Regions from separate parts of the Homo sapiens genome. Here region 2 is linked to region 1. The links are chromatin contacts, found by Hi-C in ENCODE. All regions are on one chromosome and are shown on one strand. Each heading gives the region's core, a stretch centred on a gene start or an enhancer-like site at or near the end of the contact. The rest is flanking DNA. Distances are from core to core; before and after follow the strand shown. Region 1 has its middle 59 kb from the start of RNF152. Region 2 has its middle 17 kb from the start of ZCCHC2.

Evidence for each region. Hi-C counts contacts between places; a loop is a spot of excess contacts on that map. Pooled maps may share reads with other maps.
Region 2: a loop to region 1 is called in a pooled map, with 13 times the contacts of the local background. The contact joins two enhancer-like sites. A Hi-C loop is called at or near these places in 2 of 37 single-sample maps with no recorded cell type and 7 of 50 pooled maps.

What each region holds. Positions count from the first base shown.
Region 1 is chr18:61,950,988-61,953,747 of GRCh38, forward strand. No RefSeq gene overlaps it. Among named protein-coding and RNA genes, the nearest start is that of RNF152, 59 kb to the left of the region's middle. Within about 2 kb of position 1,409, at least 4 of the 41 ENCODE cell types and tissues checked have a DNase peak (open chromatin) inside an H3K27ac peak, as active enhancers do.
Region 2 is chr18:62,504,744-62,507,503 of GRCh38, forward strand. No RefSeq gene overlaps it. Among named protein-coding and RNA genes, the nearest start is that of ZCCHC2, 17 kb to the right of the region's middle. RefSeq lists an enhancer at 1,565-1,814. Within about 2 kb of position 1,353, at least 10 of the 41 ENCODE cell types and tissues checked have a DNase peak (open chromatin) inside an H3K27ac peak, as active enhancers do.

The sequences.
Region 1 (2,760 bases), core at 159-2,658:
AGCAGAATTATACTCCCATTTCAGAGGCAAAAAAGTACAAATCAAGGTCATGTCTGAGAAAGCCTTTAAGAACTCAAGGATTACGTTTCCAGTTTGTGTCTTCGTTTGTAAGTTTTTCCAAATCCTTTGGTTCCATGACCACTGTCTTCCCATCAGCCACCCAAAACATTGTTGGGAATGTCCTTCACTGTGACTCCGTGGATGCCAAAGGAGCAGTGATCCTACAGAAAGTCCAGTGTTCCTTCATGTGGCCCTTGAGGTTCCTGGAGAGAAAACCCTGGAATGCTTCAGGGTTTCAACTGTTGGAAACTCTTCCTGCTTTTCATTCCTCTAATTGCTTACAGTCCCTAAAACCTCAAACGCTTATTTCTTTTTGTCCCCTAATGGTTCTCATAACAGCAGCAGTGGACCAGAGCTGTCTAGTTGTAAGAATAAAAATTTTCTGGATCCAGGGCTGGAATTGTTAGGGAGGACTGTGGTGACGCATTCTGCATTTCCTTTTTTGGAAACAGAGTCTAGCTCTGTCTCCCAGGCTAGAGTGCAGTGGCGCGATCTTGGCTTACTGAAGCCTCCACCTCCCGGGTTCAAGCGATTCTCCTGCCTCAGCCTCCAGAGTAGCTGGGATTACAGGAGCTCACCACCATGCCCAGCTAGTTGGTTCAGGGTTTTCCATGGTGATTGGCCCCATCTCCGGCACTACCCCAATGTAGTTACACTGCTGTCAGCAACACATTCAGTAGGTCAGAGTTTTAGGGCCTCCTTCAATGTCAAAAGCCAATTCTTTTTGCCACTTACCTATTACCCAGGAAAATGAAAGGATTCATGCTGCTTACTGTTTCTTCTGTATGGTTAAATGTAAGAGACATGGGGCATTTGCTTGGAGACACATGGACATTTATTTCAACTTCAGGATGTCGCTGAGTTCCACTGAAAACATTCTCTTGGGGTGAATTAAAAAAAAAAAAACCCTTCCAGGGTTGTTGATGCTAACATTACAATGGCCTTAAACATGCTACAGTTCCTGGACTAAGGAGGATCTTACCAATGCTACTCAGGCATGACATTGCCTTAGACAGCCAATCACCTTGTTTCCTAATTAGATAAGGGCCTACACATTATTTTGTGAGAGAGAGACCAAAATTCTATCAGCCATAAAGTAGGCTGGAGAAATCCCAAATCCTTTTTCTACCTTGTCACTTCGTTGCAAGACATTACCTACCGCTATTCCAATCACTAATTGGTGCTTTCTGCTATACAACAAATGAGCTAAAACTTCTGAGTTGGTTTCATTTCCTTTAAATTCTGCTCATTACTAAGAAGTACCAAACCTCAAGCTTATTAAAACCAGAGTGTGGGCTGCTTATCACCAGGGGCTATGTCCTTTCACTGTAAGAGAACTCAATTTGCATCTTCTGGGATTTTCCCTCACCTCCTCCGGGGAGCTTAAGCGAGTCTCCGCAAGCCTCACTGGAGGCCTTGTTACAGTCAGCTCACCAGAGACAGGGAGCAGACAGCATTTTTACCCACGGATCCATGAATCATCACCACCACACATTCTCAGCAGCAAAACTGGGCTTTCCACTACCTGAGGCTGTCTCTTAAATACAAACAATTCTCCACTCATAAACAGTGCCTTTTCAAGCAATTGTTAGAAATGCGGAATGTGGCTGAGCTAGGTGGCTCATGCCTGTAATCCCAGCACTTTGGGAGGCTGAGGCGGGTGGATCACCCGAGGTCAGGCATTCGAGATCAGCCTGGCCAACATAACAAAACCCCATCTCTACTAAAAATACAAAAATTAACCGGGCGTGGTAGCAGATGCCTGTAATCCCAGCTACTCGGGAGGCTGAGGCAGAAGAATTGCTTGAACCTGGGAGGCGGAGCTTGCAGTGAGCCAAGATCGTGCCACTGCACTCCAGCCTGGGAGACAGAGTGAGACTCCACCTCAAAAAAAGAAAAGAAAGGAAGGAAGGAAGGAAGGAAGGAAGGAAGGAAGGAAGGAAGGAAGGAAGGAAGGAAGAGGGAAGGAAGGAAGGAAGGAAAGAGAGAGAGAGAAAGAAAGAAAGAAAGAAAGAAAGAAAGAAAGAAAGAAAGAAAGAAAGAAAGAAAGAAAGAAAGAAAGAGAAAGAAATGCAGAATGCATCACCACAGTCCTCCCTAACAATTCTGGCTCTGGATCCAGAAAATTCTTATTCTTACAACTAGACAGCTCTGGTCCACTGCTGCTGTTGTGAGAACCATTAGGGGACAAAAACATAAATAAGCATTTGAGGTTTTGGAGACTGTAAGCAATTAGAGGAATGAAAAGCAGGAAGAGTTTCCGGCAGTTGAAACCAGGAGAGAAGCAGCAGTGAGAAATATTCTGCCTGCACACTGAATGACTGGATGGGCCAACATGATCCTCTCTCACTCTGCCTAGAAATATTCACGCTCTGTTGTTAACCTGTTGTAAAGAAGCTGCTCCCCCTCGCACCTGGGACACCCTGCACATGTCCACATAAGTCCTGCAGGCAGAGGAGACTTGAGTCGCAGCTCCTCTGAGCCTGCAGAGCTACTTACGGCCCTCCCTGGAAGGCCCTCTCCCCTTCCCTGCCTGTCTCTTCTGGGAGGCTGTTAGAAGGTTAATTCCCATCATATCCCAGGTTGTGAAGAAGAATGAGGTTTCCTTCCTTGCCCTCTTGAGAAAAAAAAACTGCAGATGATGAACCTGCTTAGCTGCCGTCTAAGACTGGGCTCTTGGCAACAGGGTTCCTCCCAACT
Region 2 (2,760 bases), core at 103-2,602, 550 kb after region 1:
TACATCAACTGTGTTACAGAAGATTCTGCCCGTCTGTAGACTAATGTAAATGTTCTTAGCATGGTTTAAGGCAGGCTAGGCTAAGCTCTGATGCTTGGTAGGTTAGGTGTATTAAATGCATTTTCGACTCATCATCAAAATCTGAAACTTTTTGAATGCTGATATGATGCCACAAGTGGTAAATTCCACACAAAAATACTTATCACAAACTTTGTTTCGTGCACAAAACTATTTAAAATATTGTAAAAAGCTACCTTCAGGTTTTAGTTAATTTTATGTTGAGTGAACTTTACATCAATAAAATAGAATAAATTTTAAAATGACAACAACCACCAGACTCTTGACCCTCTCTCAGGTACCACACTTGAGCCCAGGACCTCTGTGGAGCTGCCTCCATGGGAATCAACCACAGTCCCCAAGAACATCCAGGTTAGTCCTTCATGGCTAAGCCAGTCCTGAGGGGCCAGGAAGCAGTCTATTCCCATTCTACCGTTTATTGAGGCTTGGGAAGTGTCACACATCCCAGAGCAGTTTCTGATCACCCTGTGTCACAACCCCTCCCCTCCAGCCCTCTGTTCAGCAGATCTTGGATGTTGTACCCTGCACTGGCTACATAATTTGCAGAGCCTGTATGAAATGAAATTGTGGGGATGTCTCTTAACAAAATTAAGAATTTCACCATGACGCCAGGACAGTGGCTCACATCTGTAATCCCAGCATACTGGGAGGCCAGGGTGGGAGGTTCGCTTGAGCTCAGGAGTTTGAGACCAGGCCGGGCAACACAGTGAGGCCCTATCTCTACAAAGAAGAGAAGAAACAACTTAGCCAAGCGTGGTGGGGCACGCCTGTGGTCCCAGCTACTAAAGAAGTTGAGGTGGGAGGACTACTGGAGGTTGAGGTGGCAGTGAGCTGTATTTGCACCATTGTACTCCAGCCTGGGCATCAGAGTGAAACCTTTTCTCAAAAAAAAAAAAAAGAAAAGAAAAAATATCAAGAAGGTGTTGGCAGAACATTTAGGGCCCTTCTGAGCTCAGGGTCCTGTCTGCATGGGTCCCCTGCCCTGGTGGTGTCCCGTCCCTGTCTCCTGTCCCCGCTCCATGGCTGCTTTATCACACTATGGAGTCCCACTCTGAGGATGACGATTGCTTGTACCCTGTCTGAGCCACCTTGGGCCACTCAGCTGTCCTCACAGAGCCTCCTTCTGAAGCCAGATTGGTTGAATATCCTCCTGTCTTCTCTCATGGCCTCTTGCACATGACCTGGGAGTCAGTTTGCCTGCACCCACAATGGGCTCTGCAGTATGTCTGGCTGCTGCGAGAGCTCACTTACACCAACAAGGTAAGCATGGTAGCCCCAAGGCCCTGGTCCAGTGGAGGAGCCAAGATCTGATGACCTCCAAGACCCCCTCAAGCCCTGAAGTTCTGTATTTAATTGAGGCTGGCATGTACTGTTACACCTATTTTCACAGATGAGTAAACTGAGACTCAGAGAACGTCAGTGGCTGCAGCAAGGTCATGCAGCTCACACTGCTGGTTAAGAGTTTCTTTCAAGTGTAACGTAGGAAAATGTACAACATTTATTGGTTTTACTTTTGATAATACTGGCTCATATATAGTTACCTGCTAGGTCTCTGTTAAGATCGAGACTTTTTTTTTTTTTAAATAGCTTTGCTGGCTAAGTTTCAGTTTCGTTTCATTTTCCTCCTATCACTTAAGTTTCAGTTCTGTTTCTCAGGATATTCTCTTTCCCTTTTTACTAGTATTATCTGATTCTGTTTGTTAGAATTGTTCCTTGGTGCCCTTTAACCTGATTAAAATGAACAGTTATTCTAAGGTAGATATTCCCAAGCAGGAATTTTAAACAGAGGTAAACCTTAGTACCTTGCCAATTTATTCCAGCATTGGCAAAATGTATCTGCTGTAGTAGAGCATAAATTTGTCCAATCGCTGCCTGAGTACCTATGTGTTCGTGGCTTGATTTACCTTATCTGTAATTCCTGGATGTTAAAAGGACACCAAAAATCTCTGACACCCTGATTAGCCTACCTTGAAGAACCCAAGCCCAGGATTTCTGCCTTTGCCTAGAAAAAGGACTGATTCAGAACTTCCTGAGCTACCTAGTATTCTGGCCATAAAGTGGAGGAAAGGAATCTATAATCCCATTTTCTTCTTTTCATTCATAGCTTATTCTCAGTTCTGCAAAAATCCAAACTGCCCCAGGGCTCATGGGACAACATAAACTAGAAAGTTTGTGGGAAAGATTTAAACTGGCCACCAAGTGGTTAGACACTCGCCAGACCTGACGGCACTTGGCGGGGTTGGGGGCAGGGGCGGGGGTGGGGAAGATCCAACAATTTGGACAATCACATACTTCAGACACGAAATCACTAAAATGTTTAAACTCTAAAAACTGTCTACTTGAAATTTAAATCCTTGATGCCTCCTCCATATTTGAAATTATATTCTTTTTTATTCAGAAATTATGCCCAATTTTGATGATTTGGAAAACAGAAAAAAAGTAGAAAGAAAAAGACAAAAATCTAAATGGCAATCCAGGCACTAAAACTCATCTTAGCATTTTGGTATATTCCCTCTCATTTCTTCTTTCTACTCATATTTTTGTGTATCATTTTGACTATGTCATATATACAATTTTATATGCTGATTGTTTCCACTTATTGTATTTCCCTGTGTTGATACAAATTTTACCAACTATATTTTTACTAGATACATATTCTCTCATACATATATAAAAATATAT